Regions from separate parts of the Homo sapiens genome. Here region 2 is linked to region 1. Evidence: read pairs that join two places in POLR2A ChIA-PET (ENCODE). Cell type or tissue: OCI-LY7. All regions are shown on one strand. Links, peaks and the distances in the headings refer to the core of each region. The heading gives the core; the rest is flanking DNA.

What was found. ChIA-PET counts read pairs that join two places held together with the same protein. Peaks named below come from ENCODE experiments on the same cell type or tissue, not always from the same donor. Only the 100,000 strongest peaks of a DNase experiment are listed, where the experiment ranks them.
Region 2: POLR2A ChIA-PET joins it to region 1 with 5 read pairs; 2 of 35 experiments call an interaction of 5 or more read pairs at or near these places.

The regions. Positions count from the first base shown.
Region 1 is chr7:43,229,497-43,239,813 of GRCh38, reverse strand. The region is part of intron 2 of HECW1 (HECT, C2 and WW domain containing E3 ubiquitin protein ligase 1); the gene reads right to left. Among named protein-coding and RNA genes, the nearest start is that of MIR3943, 84 kb to the right of the region's middle. In OCI-LY7, for the core only: no CTCF peak of the experiment used is centred there; no DNase peak of the experiment used is centred there.
Region 2 is chr7:43,130,717-43,141,033 of GRCh38, reverse strand. All of the region lies in intron 2 of HECW1 (HECT, C2 and WW domain containing E3 ubiquitin protein ligase 1), which reads right to left. All of the region lies in intron 3 of HECW1-IT1 (HECW1 intronic transcript 1), which reads right to left. Among named protein-coding and RNA genes, the nearest start is that of MIR3943, 15 kb to the left of the region's middle. RefSeq lists an enhancer at 1,893-2,489. In OCI-LY7, for the core only: a CTCF peak has its summit at 8,873; a DNase peak (open chromatin) is centred at 4,803.

The sequences.
Region 1 (10,317 bases), core at 1,220-9,219:
GCATCACAGCTAAGAAGCCCTGGAGTGGCTGGTCCTCAAAGGGGGCTTGTGATATTTAAAAATAATTTACACTTATTTTAAGTGGGTGTATCTGACATCCCCAGAAATCTGGTCAGCTGGGGCAAGTGCCCCTCACAAAAGACTATCATTGTGACTGTCAATTATTTTAAGTTGTCCTAAGTATGGACAATTGGCATTTAGGATTTGTTGAGTTCCAGCAGGAGGTGCCAAGCTGTAGAGATATTTAAAGACATACAATTCCTATTTCAGTGACCCCAAACCCCTCAAGGAAATTTACGGCCCGCCTCTTCTATCTTTGCCCTCTAGGGCAAAGACCCTAGCACAGTGTGCGCCATCTAATAACTATTTGCCGACAGACCAACCAACCCGGTACATGAAGGAAGGGAAAGCCTGTGTGTGCATTCCCATATATGTGGTTAATTCCTGAAATGTCACACTAGACACCCTTGCAAAGACAAAGTAAGCTCAGTTGCACATATTTTGAAGGGGATTTTTAAAACTTGCTTCTTCTTAGAGACCAGAAAATTACATTTGCTAATTTAACAAAACTATTCTTTGTTGCAAGAGCCCAAGAGGTGGGATGAAGAGTTTCACTAGATCGTCTCCCTTTTGGCTGATGTCACAGCAAATATTCATCAGCCATCAGCCAGACTGGATAGCAGGCCAAAAACGTGGCCGTCTGGTCTCACGTTGGAAGTTCTGTTTTAAACTTTGTGACCTTGATTCCATCAGCATGAGTTGGGGTCTGACTGATTTTGTTTTGTCCCAATCTATTGTCTTTCAGTCCCTTGTTTTGATCCAACATCAATTTTCAGGAGATATAAAATTTACTGTTATATAACATTATGGTGTTATTGTCACTGAATTCATTTTCCTGGGAGGAGGTCTCTTTATGATCCAATACCTAATAGCATCATTTCCTGTCAGCAATGACTTACAATGCCTTCCAAATTCCCAGGCCCCTCCTCTATGACAGAAAAACCCTCTTACATTAGAGGGAAAAAAAAGGCTTTGACAAATAGTCCAGGCTTTACTTGAAGAGCATGAACTTAGTGGTATAGCCAGTGGGCTATTCCTTTTTAAAGATATTTATTTTACTCATATATTTTTCATTTTCATTCATTCATACATTTTTTCACTTCTCTAGCATATCCATACGGCGAAACAATGACACACAGGGAGAACATAAAGATGGCTTCACTTTAAACTTCCACGTTCCCTAACTTCCCATTTGACACTTTCTTCCCAAGCTGAGGGAGCCATCCTTGTTTGTAGATAGACTGGTCCAAAGATCCAGTTTGTCCCTAGAGGAACAGTTCTAACTCCATACCAGGCAACATAAATATGACCACCTGTGGGTGTGGCCACCTCCTCCCCAGGCCTTACTCCTCAGACTCCAATTTCTGAGCACCAGAGGGAAAAGTCACATGAGAAGTCAAGCTGGGTCCTGGAGCCAAGGTGGTAAGAACAGGGATGGGGACAGCTTCTGGACAGCACCCACTCTGGTGCCAGCATCATGGCCATGAGCTGGGACCCCTCCCCACCAGTGCCATCCCTCCCAATGCAGCGCTTTATTGCTGCTCAGCCCAGAGCTGTTTGCTTTCTTCCCTAACCTTCATGTTTCATCTGAGGCACATCTGTGGTGGGCAAACACACGTAATAGAACTCCATCCTTGAATAACTCCACAACAGAGCTGTCTTCTAAGAATAATAGCTAATCCTAGGGTGTTTTCATTAAAAACAGATTTCAGTGACAGACTATCAAAACATTTTCCTTTTACAAAAAGCAATATGATGGGGCAGAATTATGCAAAGGATACAGGCTTCACTCTGCCCTGAGCAACCAAGGGCCCTCTCCCATCGGCTTCAGTATCTCATTTAACTTTCCTGTCATGGATATGCAAGCAGACTAAGTCCTACTCAGCGCTTTTGCAGGCTCCAAGTGGGGGCGGCGGGGGGGAAAGACTGGTGAATTGCATTTCTGCCTCTATTTTCAAAATCTGTCACCAGTTATCCTTGAGGGGTGGTTTGCTTGTGTTCTTAGGGAGTTGGAGAGGTATTATCTAGCAAAGCAGGCTCAGAGTCACCCAACATGCATTGACTGTCTCCCACATAGCTGGCATTGTTTTGGGAGCTGCAGATACAATGGTAAATGCTCATCTTGCTTTACACATATTAACCCATTTGATCCTCACAATAATCTAGCGAGGCAGTTCCTATAACTGTCTACACTTTACAGAGGAGGAAACTGAGGCATGGAGAGTCACTGTAATATGCCCAATGTCATGCAAGTAGTAAGGAGCAGAAAAGCAGATTCAGAGCCAGGCACCTGGCTCCAGAGTGCCAATGCTCAGTGGTCCACTCTGCAAAGATTAGTGTGGTCCCTGCCCTTCAGGAGGGGAGACACACCGAACAGATGAGCTGAACACACAACAAGATGTTACAGCATTCCATTTAAGAGCCGAGGAGGGCTCCAGGCAGGTCTTCTCCAGTGATTTACATTTTATTTTGGTCAGAAATACCTTTAAGACACTGGCAGCAATGTCCCTTTTCCCCAGAACCTCTGAAGCCCCAGCTTCCATTAGGCAAACAGTCACACTTTACCTACCTACCTACCTACCTACCTACCTACCTACCTACCTACCTACCTACTTCCTTCCTTCCTTCCTTCTTTTTTTCTTTCTTCCCTCCCTCCCATCCCTGCTTCCTCCCTCCCTCCCTCCTTCTCCTCCCTAGTTTTCACTTTACCTTTATAGTCTCTTCTTTCTGAAATTAATCATTGGGTATAGTTAGTTTTTTTTTGGTTTCATTTACTATTGTGAAAGGAAAATAAATCTCGGGACCCCCAAATCACTAAGCCAAGGGAAAACTCAAGGTGGCAACTATGGCAGGCAAACCTGCTTCCCATTTTATTCCTAAATAAGGCAGCTACAAAGATTTTTAAAAAGCTACACAACTCCCTCATAATGTGCCCACAAGGAAATTTGTTGTGGGCCTCATGATCTTTACCCTAAAACAGTTCTGTTGAATTTCACCCTGGCAATGTAAACTGATAGCTAATCTTCACAGCTCACCTGAGACAAATGCATATTTGATTGCTTCCTCTGCCCTACTGTTTATGTAAAAATGCAGATTCACCGAGCCAGACTACATTGAGTATTCAGCGAAAGGCTGATCAAGGACTCAAAAGAATGCAATCTTCTGTCTCTTATCTACCTATGACCTGGAAGTTCCTGCTTCAAGTTTTCCCACCTTTTGGGACCAAACCAATGTACATCTTATACATATTGATTGACGTCTCATGTCTCCCTAAAATGTACAAAAGAAAGCTGTACCCCAACCACCTTGGGCCTCAGGACCTGACACCGTCAGGAGTGCAGCCTTAACCTTGCCAAAAGAAACTTTCTAAATTGACTGACACCTGTGTCAGACACTTTGAATTCACACTATTTCATTTGAGCTTTTCCCCCCCATGAATGGTTTCCCAAATCACTTAATAATTTTAGTAATTACTTAAATAATGATATAGATTAAGTAATCACTTAATATATCATAATATCTGAAATTTCTTATTAACTTGTGTCTATTTCAGGACTTTACTCCTATTGCTCTTTCCATTCATATGCCCACACATGAAGTTTTAGTGTTTGCATGTGTGTATATACACGGACTAGTGCATATAAACATATTTACTGTATATTTATTATATATATCACATTGGGTAGCACAGGTACCTCCTTCATTAATTTTAATTTCTCATTTCTATAAAAGAAACGGAGTCTCACTATGTCGCCCAGGCTGTTCTCAAACTCCTGGGCTCAAGTGATCCTCCCCTCTTGGCATCCCAAAGTGCTGGGATTACTGGTGTGAACCACCGTGCCCGGCACTTCATTAATTTTTGAAATAAGTTCTCTTAGCTGTGCTTGCATTTTTATCCATCTAGAATCCAGAGAGCTGGTTACTGTGGGCCCAGGGGAGTGTGCTGGGTGTGTAGGAGAATGCCACCCACACCCATGCCCACACTCAGGACTCCCCACCAAGATGCCAGTAGAGCCCAATACTGAGACCCACTGGCCATCCTCCAGAACATAAAGATTCACGTATCTTGTTAGTGGGATTAAATTAAACTAACAAATGACTATGGGAAAGTTTTGCACATTAAGTTATCCCATCCAGGAGCACCATGTCTCTGTATGGATTAAATTCCTGTTTTCATTTTTAAAATGAATCTTCATAGATTTCCTCATGTAGCTCACACAAAGTCCTGGCTGCTTGGTAGTCCATGTTTTCTTTTTCTTGAGTTCAAAATGTTTTCTGAAATTATCATAGGCTTGGGCCAAGGATGCCTCTCTTATTCCGCAGTTTTAAAGAATAATAGTCCCTTATTCCCTTCTGTTGTCTTTTATCAGTCTAGTATTTGTTCCCAAGTATTATCTTTAAACACTTTTCCTGGTCTGAAGTGCAGGCTGGGAGGACAGAGGTCCCCCATCAAGGAGGGCCAAACCTCCTCCTGCTGTGGCCACTCCTCAGAGCAGGGGGTACTCTCTGTGGATTTCACCCCAAGTAAGGTGATGGGTGTGGGGGCCGGGGAACTCCACTTCTTCCTGCAGGGTCCCCAGGGACAGAGCTCCGGGCTCCCTTGGATATGGCTCTGCCAGTTCCAGGGGAGGCTCTCCTGACCTGGCCAGCCCCAGGTGTGCTCTGGCTGGCTTCCAAGGGACTAGTGCCATCAAGACTTGGGTCTGGACCACGGGTCTGGCAGGGGATTGGCCGGATTTGCTGGTGATTCACTATTGTGAGGCAATGAGATAGGGAGGAGAGGCCTGCACAGGGACCCAGATAGTCATGAAAGGCGACCTTATTCAGCATTTATTTCATTTGCTGTGCACATATTTCCTTTCAGGGCCTCATGTGGAGGGGGCTTTTCATTCATGCATTCACTCAGCAAATGTTTGTGGTGGGCCAACTTCATACCAGGCACTGTGGATCAGGCAATACGTGAGTGAGCAACACAGCCTACAGGCCCTGGCTGTGGAGCTCGTGTTGAGGGAAAGAGAGCAACCAAAAACACAATAAATAAGTAAACTGCACATGTTAGAGATCATGCAACTTCAAGAAATAACAAATGAGAAATGAAATGTTAAGACGTGGGTAGGAGATGAAGGTTTCCCTGGGTCTCCAGGAAAAGCTTCAAAGATAAGGAGGTTTTGAATAAAGACCTGAAGGAAGAAAAGGAAGTGTCCATTCCTGCCCAAGGGAAGAATATTCCAGGCAAAAAAAAAGGCCTGAGGTGGGAGAGCATCTGCAGAGGCCAGTGTGGCCAGAACATGGGGAACAAAGGGGAGGACAGAAGGAAATAAAGCTGGGGATGTCACAAGGGGCCGGGTTGTGTTAGGCTTCTAGTTCACTGGAAGGACTCTGGTGTTCACACATTGCAAGGTGGGAAGTCACTGGTGAGCCCTGAGTGGGGAAGCGACATGATCTGGCTGGCAGCGAGCAGGGGCTCTCTGGCTGCTGCTTTAGGAACACACTGGAAGGATGAGGAGGGAGGAAGTTGGGAGACCTTGCAAGAATCTAGGCCAGACACGGTGGTGTGAACAGGGTGGGAGAGGTGTGGGTGGTGAGAATTTGGCAGAATTGTAGACAGAAGAGAGCTGTCACTGGCAGGGCGGTATTGCATGTAATTTGTAAAGTCTGTGGATAACCTTTTGCTTGTTTAGCAACCCGTATATTGCACGCTGCTCTTGCAGACTGTGGAGAGAAGCTGGCTGCTCCTCACCTGCTCATCTCGCTACCTGCGATGAAGCTTATTTCTGGATGATATGAAGTATCTTATCTTTCCCGTACCAGAAGCTGCAATCTATTTCCATGCCTCTCTCTCTCTGAATCTGCCTTTTTCTATTGAGGCTATCACAGCTTCTATTATGCCCATTGTGTTGCTATACCTACTTCCAGCTTTGCTGCATTTTTGGGAACTGGAGAGCTCCAATAAACACAGGAAGAGAGGAGCAAGTGGAGGCTTTGAGACTGACTGGTGCAGGCCTGGAGCTACTGAGGACAGGTGAAATGTGCAGGTAGGCAGAGGTCTGGGCTGATCTTCAGAGTCCAGTTGCACCTTTATCCTGGAAATCAGTTGTGGAGTCAGATATACCGATCCCTATTTCTAGCTTCCACAAAAGTATTATTTTGCACCATTTTGGAAGCTTTCATAAAACTATTTTTATGGAAGTTATTATTTGGGGGAAGGAGAGGCATCCAGGAAAATCTATCATCGGCCTGCTAAATGGACTGCACCACCACCTTTTCCAATTACATATTTTTCCACTGGATAATATTTTAAGATTCTACAGACACATGAGTGTCTAAGACATTGAAAAGCAAACAGCAGCATCTTTCAACATAAATATATTAAAGCCCATAGGCATGCACTGACTTGGATATATGCGACTGTCTGTGGTCAACTCTTGTCTTTACCATAATAGAATCTAAAAAGTCCTGGAGACTAAATAAATTATGTTAGTTGGTGATAGGATATGGAGGGCTAATGAGGCAAGAAAAATTATAATATCCAAATTGTGATTTTTTTTAGTAACTGTTGTTTCTACATTGAATATATATGAAAACATTAAGAGTTTCCAGATGTGATATTGAACATAGAAATAGAGGTTCTGGGAGATAGTAACAACCAGCTAGGGAGAAGGAGAGAAGTTAGATTTTGGATCCAGTCTCTATATGTCAGTCAAAGGAGAATATGTGCCTGCTGAGAACTATGAGCCAGAGGGGCACTCATCTCCACAACTCTGAAAACTGGGTCTCTACAACTAAACACAGTAATCAGAATATTAAAAAGCATGAGTGTCATGAAACAATGTTCCATGAATATTTTTGTGTTTTTGGTGTTAATGATTTCTGAGCAAAGGCACATGGGTTAAAGGACGATTATTGGCTATCCTAAAGATAGAGACTTCTGGAGAAATATAAAGTCTTCTCTCTTCTGGAGATGGTGAAAGCCTAGAGTCCTTTGCCTCCTCTCCCCAGAGAGGATTATTTTACATTCCAGAGCGGAGGTCTGGCTTTGGCCAATTAAATGTGATGTTCACTGTAAGCAAGAAGTTTTAAGAGGTATCATGAGTTTCACCATCCCTCTTGCTACTGCCCCTTTTCCCGCAAGAACATCATGTTCAGTTCTAGATTGGGCTATGCCTTCAGCCTACACTTCAGAAGCACATCTGAGCCCAAACCACAAGAGGAAGGAAAGCTGCAGCTGACCCACAGCCAAATGTGATGTGAGTGAGAAATAAGCTTTTGTTGTGGAAGCCACTGAGATTGTATGGGTATTTATTTCACAGCATAACCAGCAAAAGCAAGCTAATGCAGTTGCACAGCCAGCCTCCATTTCTACTCTTCTTCTGAATTAAATTCCACTGCTCGGGGCAAGATGGCATGTCCTGATTCTTTTATGCCACCAGCACTTGGCTTTTCCCTAAATTGACCTACTTTGAAGGAGGGTTCTTATAGTTCACCAGTGGAGGACGGGTTCTGGCACAAATAGAGACTTGTAAGGTTGCATTTAAGGATGTCTTTCTTCTTTCCTGTGGCCCATTCAAACTATCCCAATCAACCAGGTCCTCTACTTTTTCTTTTTGTATTTGCTGGTTTCTTTCTTTCATTGAAATTCCAAGCTCTTTCCTTACAATCAGTTTTCTCCAATTACTGTCAACTCTGGGATCAAATTCCTCCAAGAGGTTCCTTTTTTTTTTTTTTTTTTTTTGAGATGGAGTCTCGCTCTGTCGCCCAGGCTGGAGTGCAGTGGTGGGATCTCAGCTCACTGCAAGCTCCGCCTCCCGGGTTCACGCCATTCTCCTGCCTTAGCCTCCCAAGTAGCTGGGACTACAGGCGCCCGCCACCACGCCTGGCTAATTTTTTTTTTTGTATTTTTTAGTAGAGACAGGGTTTCACTGTGTTAGCCAGGATGGTCTCAATCTCCTGACCTCGTGATCCGCCCACCTTGGCCTCCCAAAGTGCTGGGATTACAGGCGTGAGCCACCGCGCCTGGCCCCAAGAGGTTCTTATGTCAGAATACATTTTGTGTGCCCTCCTCAATGCTGCCACCGGGACTTGGTTCCTGCTGACGACAGCTGAGGATCTATGTTACTGGTATAAGCCCACAGCTGAATTCCTATATCTTCACCCCAAGCATTGAAAACCAGGGGAAGTATGTCTCTGGCACCATCCAAGGTCTACATAGTCACCTTGAATCTACTATCTTGGGTCCTTTTCAATCTCTTTAGCTGGCAAGCAGTGAGTCTCCGTGAAGGCACTAAGTTCCCTAACTGGCATCCAATAGTTTGAGGAATTCTAAGGTGGAACATGATTTTAATGGTAGCACACTGAGCAAAGCAGATAACATGCCTTGGTGGAAATCAATTCAGTGAATCCACGTCATGTGAAAACACCAACAGGGATGCTTTCAGATTTGTAAATGCCCAGAAAAAAAGACTTACATTCAAGGGGCTGTGATGGGAGGGACATATGATTCCCAGCTGTGGAAAGGACAGAAGTGCAGAGGGAGGTAGAGAAGCCCCAGTTCAAGTCTCATTCTGCTACTTTCTGGCTGTGGGATCTTATGGAAGTTAGTTAGCCTCTCTAAATGTTAGTTTCTTACTTGTCAATGAGAATTAGAATTCTATCTACTTCATAGTGCTGTCAACAGATTTTGGAGGGAAAATAAATGCAGAGGACTAAAGAATAGCACCAGACACATAGCATCTATTCCCTACAGAACAGACAGAGGATTCAGTGTTGAAAAAGGCATGTCAAACTCAGGAGCTGGAGGGCCCTGATGATGTGCTAATGCTTGGAAGAGCTGCAACCAACAGTCCCTTTCTGCTTTAATTTATTTTTTTTAAATCTTGGCATACTTTCAGACTTACAGAGAAGTTGTATGAATATGACAATGAATTCCCTAATATATTTCACTCAGATTCTCCAAATGTTCACATTTTGCTGTTTGTTTTTCCTTTTTCTGTCTCTCTGTATGTGAGAGACATATAATTTATATACGTATACATATTTATACATACATATGTGTCATGTTTTTCTGAACCATTCAAGAGTAATCTGTTGACAGGATGCTCCCATACTCCTAAATACTATGATGCATATTTCCTAAAAACAGGACATTCTTTTATATACCTACAGTACAATTATAAAAATCAGGATATTAATCTCAACATGGTCCTATTATCTAATCTACAGACCTTATTCAGATCTCATCAATGTTCTCAATAATGTCCTTTGTGAAAAAGAAAAATCCAAGATGCAAGATCTTGTGTTATATTGAGTTCAGTTGTTTTCTTTGTATTCCATGACACTGGTTGTTTTTATTTATTTATTTTTGAGACAGAGTCTCTCTCTGTCACCCAGGCTGGAGTACAGTGGTGCGATCTTGGCTCATTGCAACCTCTGCCTCCAGGGTTCAAGTGATTCTCTGGCCTCAGCCTCCTGAGTAGCTAGGACTATAGGTACCCGCCACCATGCCCAGCTAATTTTTTGTATTTTTAGTAGAGATGGAGTTTCACCATGTTGGCCAGGCTGGTCTCAAACTCCTGACCTCAAGCAATCCTCCCGCCTCGGTCTCCCCAAGTGCTGGGATTACAGGCGTGAGCCACTGTGCCCAGCCCACTGATGGTTTTTAAGGGTATAGGCTAGTTACTTTGTACAATACTGCCCACTTTAAATTTGCCTGATGTTTCCTTGTGATAAGAGTCAGGCTCTGACTTCAGCAGGAGCCACAGAAGCCACGATGAACCCTCAATGCCCTGTAACAGGAGGTATTAGGCTGGTGCAAAAGTTACCGTGGTTTTTGCCATCAAAAGTATGGCAAAAAAGACCCACAATTACTTTTGCACCAACCCAATACAAGCTGCACTGATGATGGCAACTCTTGGTTAAGGTGCTGTCTGTCAGATTTCTCCACTGTAAAGTCACTATTTTATCCTTTGTAAATAATGAGTATCTTGTGGAGAGACACTCGGAAATTACATAAATATACTGTTACTTCTCAAAATTTCACCCATTTCCTTTACCATCCATTAACTAGTTTTTGCTTGAATCAGAGGCCGCTTTATTTATTTATAGCCCATTAATTTTTTTTTTAACTTTTATTTTAGGTTCAGGTGTGCCTGTGCAGATTTGTTGTACAGGCAAACTTGTGTCACAGGGGATTGTGGTACAGATTATTTCATCACCCAGGTACTAAACCTAGTACCCAACAGTTATCTTTTCTGCTCCCCT
Region 2 (10,317 bases), core at 1,215-9,214, 99 kb after region 1:
TGTATTAAGACACAGAGCTTCTAGGGAAGTAATTATGATTAAATGAGGTCAGAAGGGCAGGGCTCTGATCCAATAGGACCAATGTCCTAGGAAGAAGGGACCCCTGGGAGCTCTGTCTCTCTCTCTGCTTCTGTCTCTGTCTATGATGGAGAAGGCCACGTGAGCAGAGTGAGGTGGTGGCCACCGGGAAGCCAGAAAGCAAGCCCTCACCAGGAACGGACTCAGTGGGAACCTTGACCTCAGACTTCCAGCCTCCAGAACTGAGAGAAAATAAATTTCTGCTGAAGATGCCCAGTCTGTGTCATCACTTACAGCAGCCGAGCTGATACCGCAAAAAGGGAGCATTTGCATTACTTTGGGTTCTCCTAATCTCGTGGGAGAATACTGAGCACGATATATTGAATCATTGAATCACGTAATTTAAGACTAGAGGATCTTTTGGGACGCCATTTAGAAACTACCTTCAAAAAGTAACAAAAGAAGATAAATGAGGGACCACGAAGGCCAGAAACGATGGATTCGATGTGTGGTTCTTCACGGTTAATGAGTGTGACGGAACAGCATTACTTCAGCACTTAGATATACCCTTAACCAATGGGAAATAGCTCACAGTAGGATTTTTTTGGAGAACTGACAAGAAAAGAGACAGGAGACTTACGAGGGGGCACAGTCGCTCATCAGTCAAGAAGCACCTCTATGGCCTGGGACCTCCCTGCTAGTCCTGTGAGTCCACTAACTTCAGCAATCCCTTCATCCCTGCTTCATGTACTGTATAAAGATGTCAGCATAAAAATAATCAAATTCAGAAGAAATGGAAAAAATTTAATGAGGAGAAATATAGATGAAACAGAGCCAAAAAAGGATGTCAGAATCCAAAATTCCAAAGTTTCAAGGTGAATGGGGAAAAAATATGAAACAAATAATCAAAAATATTAAATAAGTATAAATTTAACAATAAAAAGATGACAAAACAACTTAAAATGTAATAATATTCACATTGCAAATAACCTTTATTAGACATTTCTTATCTAGCTAGGCACTGGGCTAAGAACTTTGGATGCATTTTCTCATTTAATACTTACAACAACTTATCACCAAGTCCATTTCACAGAACAGAAAACTGAAGCTTTGAGAATGGTTAAACAATTCACCTAAGACACCCAGACAGTAATGGTTGGGAAGGTAGTCAAAACCACATAATCTGATCCCCAAATTTGCCCTTTTTCCAAAGATGAAAGCCTCAAAATGAATAATGAAATAAAGCAATTAAGAGAAACGAAACCAAACTTGGATTAAGAAAGTAAATTAAAAGATTAGAAGCCGGGAACAATATAAAATTGTGTTAAATTTTTGAATGAAAAGAAATAAGGGAAAACTAAAAAGCAGAAAAATTAAGAAGGTATTATAATAAAATGGAGGTGGAAACAAAAAGAACACCAATTAAAATGGCACGAATCATGTGAAAACGCCTTGTTAAAACAATGCTAAAATACTAAATGTTATAGAAGAGAAAATATGACATTAATTAAATAGGAAAACAGGAGTCTCTAAGTAGGAAATGGATTCACAGCACGGTCTTCCTGGCAGCACAAAGGAATAGTTGCATGTTGCGTCTTTGACTCATCCTCTATGCAGGGGGTCTTTTGAACATTTCTGAGCCAAGCCAGTAGCATTTTAGTGGCCAGACAAGCTGTATGGCAAAACTTCCATTTTACTCTGATTACAGGATTTGCAACAGCCCAGGCTGAGGTTTGCCATGGTGCTCCCCATTAAACACTAGGCCTGAAAGATATTCTTTGAAGAACAAGAGTTTCATGCCAAATGCTTCTGGGGATGCTGTGGCAGCCCCCCTAGGGTCAGGTCAGTATTTCCCTCCTAGAGGCACCATTCACATCAGAGCTGCTCATTAAGAATAAAGAAGATATCATAATAAAATGGAGATGGAAACAAAAAGAACACCAATTAAAATGGCACGAAGGATGTGAAAACGCCTTGTTAAAACAATGCTAAAATACTAAATGTTATTAAAACAAACAAACAAACAAACAAAAAAACCAGTCTGTCTGCACAGCTGCACATGGAAACCTGGCCCTGGTGGAGCTTTACCATGCACAGCAGCCTGCCAAAGGCCTTGAGAAGTCCTGCAGTAAAGAAGCAAAGAAATCTGTTTCTCTTTGTTCAGGCCTCTTTATCTGACATTTAAAATCTCTCACCCACCCTTCCCCCTGCCCCTACCCTGGAATAAGCTCTATTTTCATCCTAAAACAGTTTTATGGAAAGCGCTTTGGAATACTCCGTCCTAAAACTGTTGCTTGAGGTTTTAGGTCACTTGGTCTAAAAGAGAGAGAGGGTTTTTACTAAGGCACAGAACACTAGCCTAATTGTCCAACTTATGTAAAAGCAAACGTTGTAGACATAGTTTGAGAAGATGATGATTCTATAGGGGTGGTAAATAGACTGTGCAGACAAGTACATATCCAGACAGAAAAGCAAGGCGTTTTTATAACAACACTTCAGAAATGTGGAAGAAAGGACACGACAATGAACTCCCCCAAAGCGACCCTCAACTCCTACTCCCAGAAGAAAACCACCCGGTGGTTCCTAATTAATTTACTGGCAGTGCTGGAGCAATCTGTGCTTTAGGAACTAAAATGGAAAAACAGACATAAAAACAAAACAAAAAACTCATGTTTTTAATAAAGAGATATTTAATCATCAGCATAGATTAAACCATTGACTACATAAGCCGAGAAAATGTAAGTTGAAATGATATCTTCACCAGCATCCAATAGTTCCTGAACAACTGGCTTATGCCAGTCCGGGCAGCAGCAATTCCAATCACTGAGAAAACATCTTCTTTCATTACCTCTCCCAGTTGGAGGGTTATTATTCTGACTTTTACAGCTAGAGAAAAAAATTCGAGGGTTATTATTCTGACTTTTATAGCATCTATTTATTGAACATTCTTTTGAGGAATCACACACATAAATGAGAGAGATGCAAAAGAATTTACAAACAAAGCCACTGAAATCATTTCCAAATGTGCATGTCTCTTATTCAGTATATAATGGCCGGAATCTTAAAAAAAAAAAAAAGTGTTGGTCAGAATAATATGACATCTGGATTTGAGCTGCATCTTTGGGAGGGAGTAAGATCTAAACAGGTGATAAAGAAAGCAGAAAGTGGCTGGGCACGGTGGCTCATGCCTGTAATCCCAACATTTTGGGAGGCCAAAGCAGGCAGATCACTTGAGCTCAGGAGTTCGAGACCAGCCTGAGCAACATGGTGAAACCCTATCTCTACTAAAAATACAAAAATTAGCTGGGCGTGGTGGCACATGCCTGTAGTTCTAGCTACTCGGGAGGCTGAGGTGGGAGGATCACCTGAGCCCAGGAGGTGTGGGTTGCAGTGAGCCGTGATTGTACCACTGCACTCCAGCCTGGATGACAGAGCAAGACCCTGTCTCAAATAAATAAATAAATAAATAAATAAATAAATAAATAAAAGAAGGCAGAAAGCATTCCAGGCAGAAAAGATATTATTTACAAGTTCCAAGAGCTGAGGATAAATATAGAATGGAATGTGCGGAATCTACTGATGAGTATCCATTTTAGAGAGAGGCAGGAAGGAATACTGGATGAATGATGAATGTGGGCCACATCTCTGGAGGGTCTAGACCATTTAATCATGGTCTTGGAACCTGAGCTGCAGATCACAGGGAAGAGACAGCAGCTCCTCAGCTAAGGGTAGCATGACTGAGGCTCTGCTGAAAGCATCACCCTGGGATTGACATGCCTGCTGGGAGGGAGGGGAGAGGAGATGCAGAAGAGATGAGCAGGAGTGCTCCTTCGGTGATTCAGACATGAAGCGATTGAACCCACCCCACACACTTGTGACAGCAGTGAGAATGGAAAGGAGGGAAAGTGGAATTCTGGATAACCTCAAGGGTATTTGGGTGATACATCTGTGTCTCACTGCTTAACTCTAACAGGTTGACCTGGATGGTGGGTCTAGTTGCTTAACTACAAGATTTAAGGGCAAGAAGAATTAAAATGTCATTACCAGGAAAAGTCATACTGTTGGCTTTGGGCATATTAAACTTGAGATAATAAAGGGTTTCTCAGCTGAAATGCCTTGAAAACAGTGGGATCAGTCTTAGGTTGGGAACATCCTGGGCTAGAGTCGGCCACCACCAGAACAAGTGAGAGTGGACGTGCATTGACTATAATGCTCCCCAAGGCACAGCACTGGGAATTGCTAATGCTGACCAATGTTTTGCAGCTCCCTGGGAAAAAGTTCTCTTATCTGCAGTTTGGATGGGTTGGATTGCAAAACTGTGATCTGTTTGAGAGGGTAATTTAGATGAAAACGGGCTGGAAATCTTCCACCTGTAGCCTACCACCCTATTTCAGATATGAGGCTGAGGCCACAGCCATACACTGCCAGAAAATGGGTTGTCATTCCTCCATTGTGGAAGGAGTGCTTCCAGAAGTGACCCGTTTTTGCCAGCTCTCCTTCCTAAGCAGTCTCTTTCTACAACTTCTGGGAGATGAGAGAACCTCCCTGTAATTTCAGCCCAGCTGAGGAAGGAGTGTGCTCTCAGCCCTGGGGCTGGAATTGGCCCCCTTTGGGAATGAAGAGCTAAAGAGCTCTGCAAGTGCATCCTCTTATATTATTACCCAGGAAACAACCCTTGTTCCAGTCATGAGAGAAACACATATAACAGCTTTGGGAAGCTACTCATTCAAAATAAGCCCTAGGAGATATGCCTCAATAGATAAGTGCCAACTAAGCATTAAAATTTGGCAAGGTCTAGAGCCCTCATCCTGTCTATAGTAGTATCAGGCGCCTCTGATTCAGGCAGAACCCACATAGAGACAGGACGAGGTTCTTCTAATAATTTAGTAAACATCAGCCTGGATTGTTTTACTGTCCAAAGGTGAATAAACTGAGAAAAAAAAAAGTTGAATACAGATAGGGAGTGCAATTCTAAGAATTTGGGGAAAATCACAGTTTGAAAAGGAGCTATCAGCAAATAGTAAAAAAAAAAAAAAGTGTAAATGGTATCTATTTTGCATCCTGAAAAAAATGTCATAAAAGCATAAAAGGCCTTGTGAAATCAGGTGAGAAATGATGTGAAAAATAACTTAATCTTGATTTTAGAAAAAACTTAAATTCAGAAATCAAACGAAATGAAATGCAAGTTGAAATGAAAAAAGATATAACTCAAATAGGGGATTAGAGCTATATCTTTCCAGCATGAAAATTAAAAGTAATAGAAACAAAGTCTGCTTTAGAGTGAAAATTCAAATCAGAGGTATCAAAAAGGAATAAAAACCTCTTTAAGAATATGAAAGAATGGGTCAAAGGAAAAAGCTATGCATGAAAAGATGATAGGTGTAGATGGATAATTTACCTTTATTGGCTTATCAGAGAAGTTATTTTGTTCAGACATTGACCAAACAAGCCATGAGCATTTCCTTAGTCAAGAGAAATATTTATTTTCTCTTATGTGGCAAGAAGTCCAGAGATGGACAGATCTGGGGTGGGAGGGCAGCTACATGATATTCTAAGAACCCCAGACTGTTTTTTTTAGCCCTAGCTCCATCAAATTTAGTGTGTGGCCCTCCTCCCCAGCTTCCAAGGTGGCTGCTGGCACTCTAGCCATTACAATAACATTCCAGATCTAACAGAGGAAGAGTAAGAGGTGAATGAGGCATGTCAGATGAGTCATCTCCCCTTAAAGAGCATTCTCAGGAGCTCCACCTGGCAGCTTCCAAATTTATCTCATTAGATTCAAATATGTCATATGACTACCCCCTCCCTGTAAGGAAGACTGGGAGATAAAGCTGTTAAGAAGAGACCATTCCCAAATTAAGTCGTGGCCCTGTTAGTAAGTGAAAAAAGAGAGGGAAGATATTGGTAGATAGATAACAGCCTATAACAACATCCCCGAGATAAATACAGTACCACAGGGGGAAGAATCAATACACAAAAATATAATAAGTAAAGATTTTCCTTCACAGAGTAGGCAAATCAGAATTCATGTTTCAGGTAAAGTCAACGAGAGCAAAAACCTATATACCTAGACATTTTAGCAAAATGCTCTGATACATTTTTTAAAACTCTTAAATGTACCCAAGTAGAAAAACAATCCAGATTATCTACAAAGAATTTAAATTTAGGCTGCCCTCAGACTTCTCCATGATCACCAAAGGTAGAATAATATGTCAAGAGTCTTGGGGAAAAAGTCACAACACAAAAATGATAGTCGCAGACAAAACATTATTTATTAAAGTAAGAAAAAAAAATCCCCCAAATATTGAAAGATTGAGGAAAATATGCCACTTAAAAACCTGCAGAAGCCCAGCATGGTGGTGCATGCCTGTAGTCCCAACTACTTAGGAGGCTGAGGCAGGAGGATTGCTTGAGCCCAGGAGTTCAAAGCTGCAGTATGCTATGATTGCACCACTGCATTCCAGCCTTGGGGACAGAGCAAGACCCTGTCTTTAAAAAAATTAAATTTAAATTTAAACATAAAAACACTTAAACATAGACTTTCCCAAAAATCTATAGGTGGGAAGTTCATTCCATTCATATTTTAAAACACATTTATTCTTTTTTTTTTTTTTTTTTTTTTGAGACAGAGTCTCACTCTCTTACCCACACTGGAGTGCAATGGTGCAATCTCGGCTCACTGCAACCTCTGCCTCCCGGGTTCAAGCGGTTCTTCTGCTTCAGCCTCCCAAGTAGCTGGGATTACAGGCATGCACCACCACGCCCGGCTACTTTTTGCATTTTTAGTAGAGACAGGGTTTCATCATGTTGGCCAGGCTGGTCTGGAACTCCTGACCTCAGGTGACCCGCCCACTCCCAAAGTGCTGGGATTACAGGCTTGAGCCACCATGCCCGGCCACAAATTTATTCTTAAAATTTAAGAATGAAACACTTGGGCTATAAAAAAACATAATTTAGGTAAGTTTGAACAAGTTAGAGAGGGCTTGTGACTAATTATATTTTCCGAAGATGGACACAGCTATATATCCTAGCCTACATGTGACAATGTACAGCTCTCTGTTGAGAAGAATTCTTAAGCTAAATCTAGACTTAGCAGAAAAGAATGACTTAAAATTATTGACATGCCAAGATGGGAATCAACAAATAAAGTTTTCATCCAAAACAGCATAAAAAGAAAAGTAAAAGACACTCATGAAAACTGTATTATTAAAAATATACATATATTTGAAAACAATAGATATAAGAAAGTACAAAATAAAGGAAATGAATATCAGCATTAGTTCTTGAGTTAAAAAAACAATAAAATAGACACATTTACAACTAATCTTAGTTGAAAAAGAGAGGGAGGAAGAGAGGGAGAGAGTAAGGGACAGAGTAAGGAAGGAACAGAGAAAGAAAGAGAGAAATATAAAATGTAAAAACAACAACAAAAGGAATTAAAGCTACTAATAAACAGGAAACTATAAAAGAAAAATGGTCAAAAACTTGAATTTAGAAAAATAGACAGTTTTCTAGGAAAAGATAATTTATTTGTCTCAACTAGAAATAAAAACTAAAGAGACCAATAACCATAAGATTAATGAATTAATTTATCAGATTGATACGGAAAAAGGCATAAAGCCCAAGGAGATTTTCCAGGGAATAATAATCACATGATATTCATTTCCCAGGAGAATTTAAAAAGTTTACCAATTCATTTTATAAATGTTAAATACATAGTATAATAAAAATGCAAACTAATCTTATTTATTCATTTATATATAAATGTGTATATATTTCATATGTAAGTATATCATATATATATAAAACTAAACACATTGAGTCATCACAGAATTGAAAAAATAATAGTGCTCAGGTTGGGTGTATTTGAAGGCTGTAAAGATAGTTTAATTCTAGGAAACTTATTAATGTAATTGATCATTTCATTAGGTCAAAGGAAAAAACGCACTAGTTAACTTCAGTAAATTCCCCCAAATTCAATGTTTAGACATGATTAAAACACCAACAAAACTAGAAATAGAATCATCCTTCTTTCTTATTAAAAAACTGAAACAAATAGCCCTTATTATTTAATAATGAAAAACTAAATCCAGCTTAATTAAAGACAAGAACTAAATAGAACTCTTCTTTCACCACATTATTTATTATCGTTCTAATTTTAGCCAATGTTATAAGCACCTCCCACCTCCAACTGAAGAAGAAAAGAAGGGAGGAAGGAAGGAAGGAACAGAGGAAGGGGAAGAGACCAGGAGAGTGGAAGGAAGGAAGAAAGAAGGGTCAAGAATTAAAGAAAAGTGTAAGCACTCAATTTCTTGTGTTAGAGATAACATAAAAGGCACTCACTGGGCAAAATTGGGTTAATTTGAGCACCATGAAGAATACTGATTGTATCACACTGAGTAAGTAAAAATCCTTAAGAACCCAGTGACTCTCTTCCCCTAAAGGGAGGGGTGGAGGAAGGGAGAGAGAGAAAGAGAGAAAGAGAGAGAGAGAAGGAAACTCTTGTTCACAGAAGAATGACCACTAATGAATGTGAAGGGAATCATATGATTGTAAAGTTACCATTTTGCAACCCCCAATGTAGATTTAGGGGCGATCCATTCGATGATACGACAATTAAGTGCAAGGTTATTGGGGAATAGGAATTTGTCCCTATTAGTAAGTGTGAAGACAAATTGTACTTTTTGATGGAGACATCTGAAGATCATTATTTTAACCAATAGGTCATCACAAATAAAATTAAAAGACACATCTTAAACTGCATCAAAAATGATAGTTAACATCTATAATATATAGACTTAATTCAAATTGGCAAGAGAAACACCAAAACCTTACTTGGGGCGGGGGGGCGCTGTGAGGGGCTGTGTGGAGATGCAAAGTCCCAGTACAGAGAATTTGCAGAAAATGAGATACAAACATGATCCTTTCACTAAGAGTCAGAGAAAATAGAGTGGATAGGATTGCATTTGCCTTTGCATCTGAACCTAACAACAGAGGTTTCACTAAACTGGGTATTTTCCCCACTCGATGCCCTTGTAACCCAGGCCCCCAGGCCACCTTTCCCTCCATGTGGAGTCCTCAGCATGCAGCTTTCAATCCTCGGTCATAAGACAGCAGGAGGAGACAGAAGGACAAAGGGTGAACACTTGTGCCAACTGAAAATGTCCCTCCTGATCAGGAAAACAACATCTTTCCCAGATGCCACTCTCAGGAGTCACCTGGCTGCACCTACCTGCAAAGAGCCCACCTCCAGTATCCCTCTTCCTTTGGCAAAAGAGCAAAACTAAAAGGGTTTAAATCATAGCGCTGAGCACTGACAAGTTGGAGTCTGGCACCTTCATAGAGGGTTGGAATACAATATATGTTGTTACAACTTTCCTGAAAAGCCACATTCTTCAGTATGTTTGAGGAAACCCCAGTGTACCTTTTGATTCATCAGTTCTGCTTTTGAGAATCATTTCTATGGAAATACCAAAAAAATGCAGTCAATGATTTGTATACACTGTATTAATCAATTCAATGTTTCTAACATCCACTCCTCTCAAAAAACAAAACAAAGGTACATTTAACTTCAGTGCCCAGTAATAAGTGAAAGGCTGAAAATGCAGGGTTGGTCATTGGAAAGCCCAGCAGTGTGAGCTGGTCAAGCCATAGAAACACTTCAGGTCTCAGTACTCCCATCTGTAGACTGAAGTTAATAATACTTTTCACACAAACTTGGAAGGATTAAATACAAAAAAAATTTTTTTTTGAGATAGAGTCTCACTCTGTTGCCCAGGCTGGAGTGCAGTGGCAAGATCTCGGCTCACCGCAACCTCTGCTCCTGGGTTCAAGCAATTCTCCTGCCTCAGCCTCCCAAGTAGCTGGGATTACACGCGTGTGCCACCACGCCCATCTAATTTTTGTATTTTTAGTACAGATGGGGTTTCACCATATTGGCCAGGCTGGTCTTGAACTCCTGACCTCCAGTGATTCACCCGCCTTGGCCTCCCAAAGTGTTAGGATTACAGGTCTGAGCCACCATGCTCAGCCAAATAAAATTTTATACATAAAACATACAGTAAAGTGCCACACTAAAGAATCAATGCATAATAGATACATACATATACACAAAGTACTAAGTAGATTATTGTATACCCAGTTATTAATACAGGTTGAGCATTTCTAATCCAAAAATCTGAAATCTGAAATACTACAACGTTTGAAATGTTTTAAATGCCGACATAATGCCACAAGTGGAAAATTCCACAATGGACCTCATGTGCCAGGTCACAGTCAAAATTCATGTGCACCACACAC